3 separate regions of the Homo sapiens genome follow, and all the other regions are linked to region 1. The links are chromatin contacts, found by Hi-C or POLR2A ChIA-PET in ENCODE. All regions are on one chromosome and are shown on one strand. The core of a region is the stretch at or near the end of the contact, and the rest is flanking DNA. Distances in the headings are between cores, read along the strand shown. Region 1 overlaps CHCHD6 (coiled-coil-helix-coiled-coil-helix domain containing 6). Region 2 overlaps MGLL (monoglyceride lipase). Region 3 has its middle 66 kb from the start of LINC02016.

The links. Hi-C counts contacts between places; a loop is a spot of excess contacts on that map. ChIA-PET counts read pairs that join two places held with the same protein, here RNA polymerase II (POLR2A). Pooled maps may share reads with other maps.
Region 2: a map with no recorded cell type shows a loop between it and region 1 (9-fold over the local background). The contact joins two enhancer-like sites. A Hi-C loop is called at or near these places in 6 of 37 single-sample maps with no recorded cell type and 4 of 50 pooled maps.
Region 3: a loop to region 1 is called in a pooled map, with 13 times the contacts of the local background. The contact joins two enhancer-like sites. A Hi-C loop is called at or near these places in 1 of 168 maps with a recorded cell type or tissue (endothelial cell of umbilical vein) and 4 of 50 pooled maps. POLR2A ChIA-PET finds 5 or more read pairs at or near these places in 1 of 52 experiments (MCF 10A).

What each region holds. Positions count from the first base shown.
Region 1 is chr3:126,909,086-126,913,860 of GRCh38, forward strand. All of the region lies in intron 5 of CHCHD6 (coiled-coil-helix-coiled-coil-helix domain containing 6), which reads left to right. Among named protein-coding and RNA genes, the nearest start is that of PLXNA1, 72 kb to the right of the region's middle. RefSeq lists a silencer at 1-7 and enhancers at 2,038-3,237, 2,170-2,649, 2,790-2,869. Within about 2 kb of position 2,491, at least 17 of the 41 ENCODE cell types and tissues checked have a DNase peak (open chromatin) inside an H3K27ac peak, as active enhancers do.
Region 2 is chr3:127,752,384-127,757,158 of GRCh38, forward strand. The region is part of intron 3 of MGLL (monoglyceride lipase); the gene reads right to left. Among named protein-coding and RNA genes, the nearest start is that of MGLL, 68 kb to the right of the region's middle. RefSeq lists enhancers at 1,164-1,473, 1,579-2,778, 1,674-1,853, 1,964-2,083, 2,234-2,353. Within about 2 kb of position 2,413, at least 5 of the 41 ENCODE cell types and tissues checked have a DNase peak (open chromatin) inside an H3K27ac peak, as active enhancers do.
Region 3 is chr3:127,453,981-127,458,755 of GRCh38, forward strand. No RefSeq gene overlaps it. Among named protein-coding and RNA genes, the nearest start is that of LINC02016, 66 kb to the left of the region's middle. RefSeq lists a silencer at 1,615-2,044. Within about 2 kb of position 2,776, at least 5 of the 41 ENCODE cell types and tissues checked have a DNase peak (open chromatin) inside an H3K27ac peak, as active enhancers do.

The DNA of each region.
Region 1 (4,775 bases), core at 1,241-3,740:
TTCTCTCCCGTGGCGCCCAGCACAGCCTGTGCACACCGTAGGCCGTGAATGACTGCTGTTAACTTGGGAGGTGGTTAGGGGGTGTCTTTCAGGGCTCCAGTCCAAAAGTTGCTCTCCCCAATGTCCACAGATTAGGCTCTGTTTTCTTCACATCTGTGATTGCACATGCCTTAATGCACTGGTCCCACGCTGCTCTATAGTTATGGGGGTTCCCCTCAGACCTCTGGGCCCCATGTCCTCCTCCCACCCCGCACCTGTATTCTGGCTTTGGGGCAGGGGCTGCCGGGTGATCTCTTCTGCTCAGACACATTTTGTCATCTTCCCTTCCCCGGCCTCCTCACCATGCTTCCCTCACCCTCACCCTTGCTTTTGATCTCACAGATCCAGGCCCTTGGAGAAATCAGACAGTATGAAATATGAAAACTGCTCGGGAAGTAATTGAAGAAACACTGTGACTTTGGAAACCCATGGAGATAACACTCACACCTTCTTACTCACGTTATTTAATTTTTAATGGCAGATTTAATTAATGGAGGTCAGGCCTCCTGCTTTCAGATGTGCATGTGGGGCAGCTGGAGGAGGAGGAGGGGCAGCTGTCTACAGGGCAGAGGAAAAGACTGCAAATTTGGGAAACTAAAGAGTCCGATGGGAAAGAAAATCACCCAGAAATAATAGTCCCTGGTCATTGGGTGCTAATTAATGTGTGAGAATTCGGTAGAGCGCACTTCAGAGAAGTTTCCCAGTGTCTCTCAGTGGGCAGCAGGGCTCCTTTACAGGCACAGTCATGCTGCCTTCCCAGGCTCTGTGCTGCAGGGTTCCAGGAGCTCTCGAGAACTGACGGCCTAGCCGGGGAGAGCTGGATGCCATCATCCACACAGCTGCCAGAATGTTCTTTTAAAAACACAAATCAGCTGGGCACAGTAAGTCACGCCTATAATCCCAACACTTTGGGAGGCCAAGGCAGGCAGATCACTTGAGCCCAGGAGTTTGAAACCAGCCTGGCCAACATGGCGAAACCCCCTCTCTGTAAAAAATACAAAAATTAGCTGGGCAGGATGGCACACTCCTGTAGTCCCAGCTACTGGGGTGGCTCTGAGGTGGAGAGATAGCTTGAGCCCAGAGGTCGAGGTTACAGCGGGCTATGATCACACCACTGCATTCCAGCCAGGAGCAAGGCCCTGCCTCAGGAAAAAAAAAAAAACAAAAAAAACAAATCTTCCCTGCCCCTCCTTCACTGAAAAAGGAAAGCCTTCTTCACCCTTATTGCCCATGAGGTGCAGTCCAAGCTTTTGAGCCTGCAGCTGGCATCCTCCACGTCCCCTCCTGGCCGTTGCCCTGTGCCTCTGCAGCAACAGTGGCATCTCCTGCCCCATGCACAGCCCTGTGGCAGCCCCAGGCTCCTCGCACTGCTGCCTGTGTTCAGGAGACCTCCCTCTCATTTGGCTCATTTCTGCTCATCCTTTAAAATTCATTAAAATGGATACACCCTTTGACCCAAGAATTTGACTTATACAGTGTTCCCTACAGATACACACAAAGTTCTAGATGCCAAGATGTTCCTCTTAGCTTTGTTTATAATAGTAGAAGACTAGAAACAACCTCTGTACAAGGATGGGGAGCTGCTTGAGTGATACTCAAGGGATGACACTACAGGGTATTCATTCCTACTACTAAGTGCTGGTCAGCTGGAGTGGGTGAGGTCTCTGAGGATCAATGGAAAGATGAGGTGTGGCAGATCGTGTCTGCTGCAGTCAAGTGAGTGTCAGGAACAAGTGGGGCACATGTGTGTGCTCACTCACACATGTGCCCATGCATGCACAGCACCTCGCCCTGACAAGGACGGGGTGCACAGAGGAGTAGGGATAGGGCTGAGTCCAGGCTGGCCAAGAGGCTCAGTATTCACCACACACCCTCCATGCTTTCCATTTTTGTTTTTTAAAACCATATGTAAGTATTTTTCAAAAACATTGTTTAGTGTAAATAAAAAAAACTCAGCCTCAGTTCAGGTATTGGCTCCCAGGAAGTCAGTCTGACCCATGGTTTCTGCCAGGCTGTCCTTTCAGGTGCCCCACAGCACCTGGGAGGACTGGCTGAGTACCCCATTGTAATTATGATGCCACCATCTCAGAGCTCCACGAGGCCAGGGAGCAAGCCACACTTGTCTCAGAACCTTCTGGCACTTGGCGGGTTCTCAGTGTGCACGTTGGTAGTGTCTAGTCCTTCTAGAAGCCCTGACCTGGTGATTGGTTGAGGAGTCCACAGAGTGCCCTGCCCTTCCCAGGAGATGGAGTCTGGGTCCACTCCAGCAGCCTTGGAAAGGCCTGGTGGATGAGCAGCTTTGTGAACACAGGAAGCCAGCTTGGTATTCCCAAGTTGTGGGCCGGAGACCTTCGAGTGCCAAGGGAGCTGCGGTTGTGAGGACATCCGTCCCTGTAGGTCTGCTTAGGCAGATTAGATGAGTGGGGTAGGCGGGTCAGGACAGGACAGGACGGGGAATTTCTCTGAGTCATTCTGAGAAACAATAGAGGAAGCTGCAGCAGGGTAATCACCGCCACTTCTTGGCCTGTGGGTACTTCCTGTGACAAATCGAGTTGACCACATGTTCAAACTGAGCTTGCAATCAAACCCAAGCACTATCCAAATTCACCGGGGCCAGGCTGTTTCTGGCAGTATGGCATCTTGAGCACAGGCTCTGAGTGTCTACTGAAGCCCACAGCAGGCCGGGCCCATCTGGGCCAAGGATTCGCTCTCTGAGAAGGTTGGCAACAGGTGCCTGGGCCTGCAGGATGGTGACCTGACACTCAGGAGCCCTGTGGGCACAACCACAGGAAGAGGGGTTTGGCTCAAAGAGAAGGTCTGAGCCATGAGGTTGTTTTGTGGGAAAGGAAGTAGGCCAGGATGAATTGTGGGGGGCGGGGCTTAGGATGAGGTGCATTTTAGCTCTGGAAAATTCAGTGGCTGTGGTGGGCTGAGGTGGGTGCTGTGTGCCAAGATGTCTCTCCACCAACTGCAGGCTGGGTGATACCCTGTGTTGCTGTTGAGAGAAGTGACTTACCCAAAGAACACCGCCAGCATATGCCAAAGCGCAAATCAAAATGTGGGTCTGTGGTCCATGCCATCTCCTGATGAGGTCTCATGAAGGGGAACTTCAGACAGCTAAGCAGTTCCCACCCAGGCTGTGGCGGAAGGGCGTCTGCATGGAGTGGGAGGGAGGCCCAAAGTTGTTATGTCTCTGTCCCTACCGCCTCGCCCAGGACAGGCAGTGCTGGTGGATACTGGACTGGTCGAGGCAAAGACGTAATCTCTCGTTTGAATGTGAGGGCTCTAGAGAGAACACTGGAGCCCCCTTGCTGGGCATTTTGGCAGCAGCTGGCTGTGGTGGGAGGAGAACCTGTATTTATTTCGTGCCTGTCGTATGCCGGGAGGGTTGGCATTTCCCAGCTGTCATTCCCAGTAGCTGTAGAGGGAGGCATCCATTATCTCCTTGGCTCAGAAGTGAGGAGCAGCGAGGTGACTTGCCTAAGCTCACCAGGCAGTGGAGGGTGAAAGGCCCAGAGGTGGCCCCCAGGCCTCCCTGACTCCCCCGGCCCAGCCCAGGGCAGAATGCCAGCACCTGGTGGTTCTTCCTCATCACATGAGCCAGGTGCTCTTCCCCAGGGGCTCACCTTCCACATTTACCTCCCAGTCAGCACTTCTCTGAGGCCACGATGCAGCAGGGGAGTCCTTGGGGTAAGACTAGAGGGGGGCCTGGTTTCCATCTGGACCTGCCTTCCATGCCCTATGGCCTTAGAGGTGGGGGGTCCATCCCTGCCTCAGTTACCTTCCCTGCAGAAGGCCGAGGGGGGTCCGTGGTGCACAGGAAGTGCTTTCCCTGGGTGGCTCTGTGCACCTCTCACTTCGTGTCTGCCCAGCTTCAGCCAGGCTAGCTGTGTGCCTGGTGGGCGGAGAGAGCCAAGTTGAAGTCCTACAAATGTGCAAGGCAACGCAGCTCTAAAGTTCCTTCACTGCCACACAAGCGTGTTTCAGGGACTGACTGATCTGTGCCTGCAGTAGGTACCTGAGACCTGAAGCTCCCATTTGCTCATCTGTAGAACGGGGATAATCATGCTGCCCGTATGAGCCTTTTTTTTTTTTTTTTTTTTTTTTTTTTTTTTTTTTTGGGAGACGGAGTTTCACTTTTGTCGCCCAGGCTGAAGTACAGTGGCACAATCTCGGCTTACTGTAACCTCCACCTCCTGGGTTCAAGCGATTCTCATGCCTCAGCCTCCCAAGTAGCTGGGATTACAGGCACCCGCCACCACACCCAGCTAATTTTTTTTTTGTATTTTTAGTAGAGATGGGGTTTTGCCATTTGGGCCAGGCTGATCTTGAACTCCTGACCTCAGGTGATCCACACACCTCAGCCTCCCAAAGTGCCCATGTGAGGCTTTGAGGAGTAGATGTGGTTGTGTCTGCAAAGGGACTGACCTTAAGCCAACTCCAGGTGACATCTGCTGTACCTTCCTCACCCGCACTGGGGAGGTCTGACCACGGGCCCTGCCCCACCTCAGGTTGTTTCATTTCTGAAACTGCTTCCTCATGAGTCAGCCCAAGGCTGGCCTTCTCCCTGCTGCCTACATGTCCACATGTGGGCTTCACCACACTCCCACCTGGAGCACGGCAGGAGGCTGCTAGCAGATGCGTTAATGTCAGTCTCCCCTCAGAACATGCGAAGGTGCTGGAGCTTCACAAAGAAAGGAGGATGTGGACCTGGGCCTTTGTGGCCTGGAGCAGCT
Region 2 (4,775 bases), core at 1,163-3,662, 840 kb after region 1:
CCATCACGCCCGGCCGTCATTTTGTTTTATGGCCTTCTTTTTCTTTCCATAAACAGCACTTTATTTTTTTCCCTTAACAACAGGTCTTGGAGGCCTTTCCATAGCCAGAATTATAGACCTAACTCCTTCTTTTTAATCATGGCAAAGGATGACAGTACTTTAGTTTATCTGACTCTTCCTGTGCTCATGGGCATGTGAGTTGTTCCCAACTTTTCATGATAATGAGGTTTATTTCTCTGTACATATGCGGCAGATCCCTTTAGTGAGCAAGCAGAGATATGGCATCCCTGGTCAAGTGAGCATTTAAAGGAAAACGGTGGCAGATGGAACCTTCCCAAAATCCACAGACCAATAACTGACCCTTTCTGCAAAACCGGCTGAGCTTCCCCAGCCCTGGGTCTTTCACCTCCCACCGCTCTCAGGCTGCCTCCTTACCATCTCTTCCCCGAGCCTGAAATGCACCTAGCATGGGGCTTGTCAGGTAGAGTTTTCCTGCTTTAATCTAAAGTGAATGTGCACTGAAGTGGCTATATTTTTCTAAGAGGGGAAAGAAATCACCCTCCATTTAGTCATTTTGTTGTGCCCTTGATTGATTTTTTTCTGAGTCAATGGTCCTGCACAGGGAAAAACAAAGATTTTCTACTGTTGTATTATAAAAGGAACACCTGATTCGTATGGACAGAAGGCTGTAAGAGGAATCATTACAAAAATGAGAGACACAATAGTCAAAGGTGTAAATAAAAAAGAAGCCCCAAAAGAAAACAAGAAGCCAGAAGAGAAGTAACGACACAGGGAAGAGCTGCAGAGCAACCTCCCCAGCATCTCTAGGAGCCTATCACCCAGTCACTCTCCTGCAACCTGGATGGTGAGTGTTCTGGACAGGTGAGGGGCTGCAGGTGTCGACGATGAATTCCCTTCACCCAAAGCAGACCATAGTGACGATAATGTGCCCTTTCCCTGCTGATGCTGGGTCCTTGATGTGACCAGTTTTTAACATACTCTCAGAACCCAGGGATGTTCTCAGGGCTTAGGTGTGAGGCCATCTGTCCCTGCACAAAATGGCCCTTGCCCATGGGTTTCCAAGTTGGCATAGCTCTTTGTTCCCACAGTCACATTCCACGGATTCTACCAGCGTTTGCTGAGAACACAACATATGTCAACTGACGTGCTGGGCGCTTCTGCAGACCTTGCCTCATCGAATCAGCATCAGGCACTCCTGGGCCTGAGCTTTGTCTCTGTGATTGGGTAGCTGTGCACAGACAGCATAACCTCTGTGGCCTTCACTTTCCTCGCTTAAAATGGCCACACTAATAAGGTCGGCATATAGTCTACAGGGGGCAAGAAGAGCAGGAGATGTTCCATCTACAAATGTTCCTTCTGCATTTGGGCTCAGAAACAGCCCAATGACTGAATCAAGGCCACACAGCTAGAGATGGCAAAGGAGCCTGGTCCAGAGCACAGGCAGGTCTCCACCGGCCCTACAGGACCCCAACACTCTTCCTTGGTGATGGGTCTCCATTCCCACCCTTGACTTGGCATGGGAGGCACCAGGTGTAAGCCCTGTCTTCCTCAGGGGTCACTTCCTCCCACCAGCCTCGTCACAGCTGTCAGCGCCCTGCACTCCTAGCCCATTCTGTAGCCACAGTAGCTGTTTCTGTTGGCACCCTGTTCTGTTTTGGTCACTTTTGGGTGGTGGCCCGCTGGGGCCTGATGCTGCACTCTACGGAGGAGGCCACAGCCTCCCGCTCACCCAGGCCCTGGCCTCACTCTCCAGCTTCCTCCTTGGCAGGGCAGGGGCTTCCCTCTGTGAACTCAGAGGTCACGACCCGCCAGGCACTGCCGCCCACTCCCCACCAAGCTCACTCCCAGTTCCCCTGAAAAGAAGGAGGTGCTTAGACTAAGTGAGAAAATCTCTCCCTTTTAGGGAATCAGTCCTGCTGTCACCCCCACAACCATAAAAGGCAAAATAAGAAAGAAAAAAAAAACCAGATCTATCAAAAGCTCCACACAAGTGCCTTCCAGGACTGCAAGCCGTCTTCAGGGAAGGGCCTCCCCTTCTGCTCCACGCACCTCAACTCTACACAGGGCCTCACCCCTCACCGGCGTTAACTGGATGAGTACTTGCAACGGCCCCGCTAGGCAGCAGTACCGCCTGTGTCCATTTCACCAGGGTGGACGCTGAGGCACAGAGAGGAGAGAGGGCTGGCGGGCTGGGATCCACAGCCTCTAGGTCTGTTCTCACCACTCAGGCTGTTGGTCCCAGTGGGCACCTACAGGTGTGCTTCTGAGGCTGGGTCGGGCAGGAGGATGGGTTTTCCTTGTCGGAGGGCAAGAAAGCGTAGGCTTCACGCTGGATCTCCACCCAGGCCTCAGTGGCCTTCCCGTGTGCCTCCCCCGCAGCTGCTGAGAAAACCACACCAGAGAGCGAGAACGTCATCAGAGAGGGGCGCGTGGGGTGTGCATCTTGGGAGCTGTATTTCTAGGTGTGTGCACTCATGCCCACGTGTCCCAGGCTCTTTAGAGGGAAGCGTTCCCTAGGTACGTGGCATTCCCTTTCAAATTCACCTAGCGCCCCAGAGAAGGGATTGTGTGGGAGGAACGCGGGTTTCCACGAGATGGTGGGGGTGTTTTATGTTTGTTTTCTCGGCATTTTTTGGTTCTGCACAGTCACGAGCTGTGGCATCCCCGGGGGAAAGGTCCTTGCCATTGCGGGGGCTGTTCTTTTTGCCCACACGGCCTCGTCAACTAGGGGATGCCCCATGCATTGCTCAACCCCAGAGAGAAAAGGAGAAGATAAAACCTGGATTCAAATGATTTCACTTCTCATTAGCCACTGTGACCTGGGAACAAGGGAAAAACCAAAGATGAAACTGTTCACGTGAGCTAGACTCAACGCTCTTGTAAAAGGAGGAAGAGGGTGTTTAAAGAAATGGAAGGGTTTAAACAGCTGCTCACAGCTTTATAAAGGATAGCATGCCTCTCCCACCCAGCCTGCCTTCTGGGGTCTCAGCTCCTTCCCTTACCCAGCAATCCATCGCTGTAGGCCCCCAAACATGGGAGACACGATATGCCAGTTGTAGGTCAATGGGTTTTCAGTGACAAGGACAAGGAGAAGGTTGCTTATGAATGCGTGTGGGTGGGAGGTGCACGGTCACAAGGGCGGACCACATGCAGCGGCGAGACTCAGTGCAGCCGGGACACTGGCACATGTGCCTGTTGCTCCGAACGAGGACAAGGGGCCCCACTGCGGGCCCCAGAGAATGCATCCAACCTTCTGTCTCCCCAGATATACCGGGCAGAGTCACCAAATCTTCGCGCACCACCTGTATTATTATTTACCTAATATACTTCTTAATTACACACTCATGTTCCCTCGCCCCCTTAAATTGATGTATTTATCAAAGACACTTTCTATGACTATTGTTTGTAGAAAATCTGTCACTTCCCATAAACACAGAGTAACTGGTGGACATGGCCGTTTGTCTACCCAATATCCACTCTCTCTTTTCTTCTTAGTAACTGAAACCTGATTTTATTCAGACTGGCAATGTGCTTGGGCAGAGCACTCTACCTCCCAGCCTCCCTAGCAATCAGTGTGGCTATGGGACTAACTCCTGGTCATTGAGACACAGGATGGCATGGATAGATGGAACTTCCAGAAAGGCTTCTTAAGTGGAAGATAGGTATCATTTTTTATGTCTGAAATATAAATGTAATGTGATGGCTGGAACTCTCACAGCCATCTTGGGCAAAGAGGTAAATGAAGCTAGGTGCTCTAAGGGTTGGGGAGCAGATAGAAGAAGTTGGTTTCTTGATAAAATAATGGAGCTGTTACTCCAAGTATTAAGTATGTCTTTTTATTCTGATATTTTGGCATCTAGGGCCTTGCTGACTGGGGAAATTACCTGTTCTAGGGCTAGCCAATTACTAGAGATAGTAAAGGTCTTACAGGGAAGCACATCTTTCCTATGCAAATTAACTGGTCCAGAGCCCACACCTCCACTCCAGGCCAATATTTCTCTGCTTTCATCACCCCAGGGCCAGATGCCAGAAGCCCCTACACCCCAGAGCCCACAAAATCATTCAAACTGGCTAATTCTAAGCCTGCTCACCCCATCTCACCCATCCCCGATCAGCCCTGGTGCTTCCCCACATGCCCCCATGGTATGCTGTGGCCCCTTCTCTTGGGAACTGAGAGGAACAAACTATCTTTTCAATGGCAGCCTCTCCTGATGTGTTGGCCTCACCATACCTGAATCACAATACAACCTACATTTTCAAACACAGGCCTGGCCTATCTCCAGACTTCTTTTCAGAAGAGAAATAAACCTTTTTCTTGTGTAATTGACTGTTACAACTAGTCTTTATTTCTAGCAGTCAAACTTAATTCCTAACTGATGTAGAAATCATAAAATAAATACATATAAATAAGAAAAAAGTGATTGCCTGCATGCTGTCTAAAACCACCATGGCTGCTACCCTTGATGACGCAGACCTAGGTCAGTAGCAGGAGGGGCCCTCGTCTTCCTAGGAAGACCTCCTCCATCCATGTTTCTTGCCATACATCCCTTCAGGTCCTCCCACCAGGTGAAGAATATCTGTCCCCACTGTCCCCACCCTGTAAATAAATGTTGGGCTTGGCCATGTGACATGCTTTGGTCAATGGAAGGTGGACAGAGTGATGGTAAGAAAGTCTGAGTGCAGACTTTAAAAATCATCACCACCATCAACAGCTTCTGCTGTTGTCCTAGAAAAGAACATGACTCTCCTAGCCC
Region 3 (4,775 bases), core at 1,526-4,025, 550 kb after region 1:
ACAACTGTCTGATCATCTTTATAGGTAAGGCCATCAAGGCTCAGAGACTTGCTCAAGATCACCCAGCTGGAAAGTGGCAAGTCTGGCTGGCTCCAAGCACTGTGTGCTTTCTGGAATAGTGGGTGCCCCCAGCCACAGAGCCATACCACCCAACTTCTCAGCCTTCCAAAGAGAGCTGCCCTGAGGACCCAATCAGCCCACAGCCTGCAGCTGCTGTGCCTGCAAAACCTGCCAAGTAGCCAGGCTGAGGCCACACTCTGCTAGCCAAAAGCCCAGTGTGGCAGCAGTACCAGGGCCTGGGCATTCCTGCTCAGCTTGGGGCTCCTCTGTGGACAGTCTATCAGGGAGTCCCACTGGGCCGGAGAGATTTTCTCAGAGCTGTGCTGCAGGCTAACACTCTTCTTACCCAATCTGCCTGCCTTATTCTCTCTTCTTAGAAGGCTCAAACCCACAGTATGGTCTCAGGCAATCCCCACCCACTCCTGCTCCTTCTCCTCTGGATTTCTTGCAGGTGATTCCTGCCATAAATCCCTTGCACTTCTTGCTCCGTCATCTTGGCATCTGCTTTTCAGTGTTCCTAACTGGCACGACACATCATCCAAACCACAAGGAAGACTTCTCAGTTATGGAATCATGCAGTACATGGCATATGAGGGTGGCTCCTCTGTGCTTCTAAGGTTCCAGTGGTGGAGAAACCTCTGACAGCTAAAGCCTGGAGCCCTCTGACCATTTGCACAGCAGCCTGGCTCAGGGGAGCAGGTCCAGGCTGAGAGTCAGACAGGGCTTGGTGTCCCTGCAGCAGCTCCTTCGGCTCTCTGGGCCTCAGTCTTCCTCATCTATAAAATAGGCGTGCTGACACTTTCCCCGTAGTACTGTCTTAAGAACTGGATAAAGCACCTGCTTTGAAGGTCAGATAACCAGGAGTGTGGGATTTTAGATCCATGTCACTAGAGTCTAGATGATCAGAGTTGGAAAATGTCATAGAGCCCTACATTTTCATTATTTGTGTAGGGAACTGGGAACATGGAAGGGAAGATCTTAGGCAAGCAGGGACGGCAGGCCACAGCAGAGGCAGGCCAGGTCCCGTGGCCCAGCCCGGAGCCTCAGAATGCCTTCCATTCCCATTCAGCACCAGCTTTGCCCGCAACCACAGGGAGCCCAGGCCAGGATCCCAACCTCCCCCCTTTCCCCAGGCAACCCAGGGGGCATGGTGGGACCAGAGGGAGAACCCAGTAAGACCTGGCATTAACATGAAGACTATCTGTGGGCAGTCAGAGGCGCCCAGCCTGCAACAGAGGCCAAAGGGCAGGCGAAGGTGGAGGAGGCGGGGTGCTTTTTCTCCGCTGGTCCCATCACTGCTAATGTGGTCTCAGGGCCTCCTCTCTGGAAGAGCAAACTGACCTCCGGAGAAAACAGTTGGAACAGGAAAAACAGAGAGATGCCAGGGACCCAAGGGGCACTCAGAGACAGGGTCAGCCCTTATTGGAGTTAGAGAGGCAGACAGAAGACAGAGAGGCCCAGGGATGGAGAGGGGAAGTGCAAAACAGATGGCCGGGGAGGGATGCGGAGGAGAGGCGGAGGTGTGCGCTGGGGGAGAGGACTACCGACGGCGCTGGCGGTCGGGATGGGCTGGAGCGGGCTGCAGTCGGGGCTGCATCGCCGGGTCCCAGCATAGCGCAGGCTCGGCGCCGCACCCGCAGCCTTTGTCCTGAGCTGCAGAGGGTTCCCGCGGGCCGCCAGCGCCCCCTGCCGCCCCCAGAGCGCCGCGCCGCAGCCGAGCGGCCCCTAGCTGTGCAGAGGGGACCGAGCCCGAGAAGGGACCGAGCCCGAGAGGGGACCGCGAGGGCGGGAGGGAAGCTCCGCGAGCCGGCGCCAGCGCCACGGCCCAAACCCCAGCCTCTACAGGTGCTCACTGCGCGACTGCCTGTCCCAGGCGCTCGGGCTGGGCGCCCTCTCTAGGGCCTGGGAGCAGCGTGAGTCCCGGGGGCGGCCCGGCATGGGCCTCCCACCCCAGGAGACGCCCTTCTGGCCTGGCCCTCCCAGTCGCCTGGGCAGGACTCGGATGCCCGCGGGCTGCAAACCTCTCCCCCGTGAACCCAGCAGGGAGGCCGGGGAGGCACGCTGCTCCCCCTCTCAGCCTTGCCCAGTGTCCAGACCTTTCAAAAGAAGCCAGAAAATTCACGTTTGCTTGGGAATCCCACAATTCAATAGCTTTTCAAAACAGTGCGGGAAGAAAAGTGGGTTTGGCCCACCAGCAGCCGGCGGGCACCCTCCCAGCCTCTTCACGGACTCTCCTTCAGGTTTTGGGCGCCCGGCCCCACTAGAGTCATGTGGGCATTTCCTTCAGATCTTCCTCCACTTAAATACACTTATTGAAAAAGAAAACTCCTTTTCTCTTTCCCTATAGTAATTAGAAACTCAGCGTCCTGTGGTGTAAAAGCCAGGTAGCCTCGGAAGTGAAACAGGGCAATTAGAACAGACACAGGGCCTGTTCCGCCCCACCCTGCTGCATCTGGTGGACAAGCCCCCGGGGCTGCTGATGACCCATGCCCTCTGACCTCAGGGGAGGGGCGGGCCGACGACAGGCCTTTCTAGAAGGGCCCTACAAGCGGCTTCAGGGAGTCTGGGAACCAAAGCAGCCACCCTGTCCATGGCACTGTCCGCCCCTGGCACCACGGCCCCACCGGGAGTGGAAGCCGCCAGGTGAGGCAGGGGTGGTTCCCTTCCCCGGGGAACAATGTGCAGAAGGCATCGGTGCCTGCCAGAGAGGAAGTGGGGAGGTGGGGAGACAGAGCACAGAGAGTGACTCAGACCCGAGGGCGAACCAGAAGCTGCCCGGAGATTCCCACTGTATGGCTTCCTGCAGGATTCAGCTGTGGAGACTGAAGCCGGAGGGCCTGGGGGGAGCCGCAGGAAGCGGGTGGGCGGGGGCCGTCTGCCCCTGGACACTCAGGACAGCCTGGCTCACCACGGGGGAGGAGAAGCCAATGGAGACAGCGGGGACCAAGAGGGAGGGGGTGGATGGGGAGCCTGGGGAGGAGCGGAGGGACCCAGGTCCCCTGCCTTACAGGACGACCAGCACAGGTTCCAGGTCTCCAGCCAGCTACAGGGCTTCTTAACACACAGCACTCCCTGCTTCGAGCCTTCCGGGAGGCCCCCAATCCAGGATCAAGACCCAGCCCCGTCACGGCCTGGCTCACGAGGCCCCACTTCAACTGCCCCTGACCTCTCTGCGCCCCCTGCTCCCGCCAGCCCTGCCGGCCGCTGCCCTGGAGAAGGAGCTGCAGATGGATCCCCAGTGAGTAGGAGGCAGCCGTGTGAGTCAGGCAGCGGAGGGAACGGGCTGCATCGCGGAGAGGAGGTGCGAAGCAGCGCGCCGTTTCCGGGCTCTGGAAGCCGAGCTGCCGAGGCGTAAGCTGGGAGGTGGACATGACGGGGGAGTGGGGAAGGGCAGGCGGCGGGACGGCCACACAGCGGAATATTATGCAACTTATAAAAAATTTAATTACCTGCCTACCAATAGACTTAAAGGGATTTCTATAAGGTATTATTGGGTGAGAAAAGCAATTTGGAGATAAGAATGTAACATACGATCCCATTTTTATAAAACAATGGGCAAAAAAATCTGTGAGTTTGTGTGTATATATGTATATGTATATAGGCCTCTATAGGATTTTATTAACACAAAAGAAAATACAGGATACATGCTAGGTTGTTAACAGGGGTTTTCTTCACGGAAACCTATTGTGGGGGAAGGGGAACCAATAAAAAAAGGATCTGAGAAATAAAGACCGCCCTTAAAAGATGGATGACTGCAGCTAACCGTGTCCCCAACACCCACCCCTACCAAAGCTAGACATGGGGGAGTGGTCTCGACTATCCCCTTCTCCCCATCCCAGCATCTGCTCCTCTCAGGTGGCAGCCAGCCACTAGACACCCCCCAACACACACATGCACGTGCACACACACACACACACACAGACCCAGCCCAGTCTCCACATAGCCAACCATCTGAGGGTTCCAGTTGCCCTGAGAGTGAGATCCACTTCAACACAGACTCCAAGTTCCTTCCCCCAGCCCCACTCACCTCTGCAGGCTCAGTCCTCACTGCTCCCCCAAACCCCACCCTGCCAACTCCCTGCACTGCCAAATAGCCCAGGGTCCAGCCACTGTGCTCTGAACTCTGAGCCTCTGCACCTGTCAGAACAAGCTTGCATTGATATTGGCTATATTCCAGTCTCTGTTCTGAGCACTTGACATTTATTGAAAGCATTTAATCCTCACAACAACCCTATAAACGTGTATAATATTCTGCATTGTATAGTATTTTTGTAGATGGGAAAACGAAAACACAGAAAGGTAAGTCATTTGCCTAAGGTTGCACAGCTGGTTAGTTAATAGGGAAAATGGCCCCAGAGCCTGCACTCTTGACCACTGTGCTAAACCCTCACTTGTGCCTTTAGACATACTGTTCCCTCTGTCTGGAACTCTTTAGTTTCTCTCTTCACTTGGCTAAATCCTAATCCCCACTAGATATCAATTGAGATATCACCTCCTCCGGGAAGCCTTCTCTGACCCCCCGTATCTGGGCTGGATGTTCTGATGTTGCCTCCACAGTGCAGTCATTCCTTGATCACAAAGTTTCTGCCATACTGTGGTGGTTGGACGTCCACACTAGGCTGTGCTCCTTGAAGGCACAGGCTTTATTTCACTCTTTGGAAGAAGGGTCCCAAGTCCCTGGGACAATGACGCCCTGTGTTAGGAGCTCAACCTAC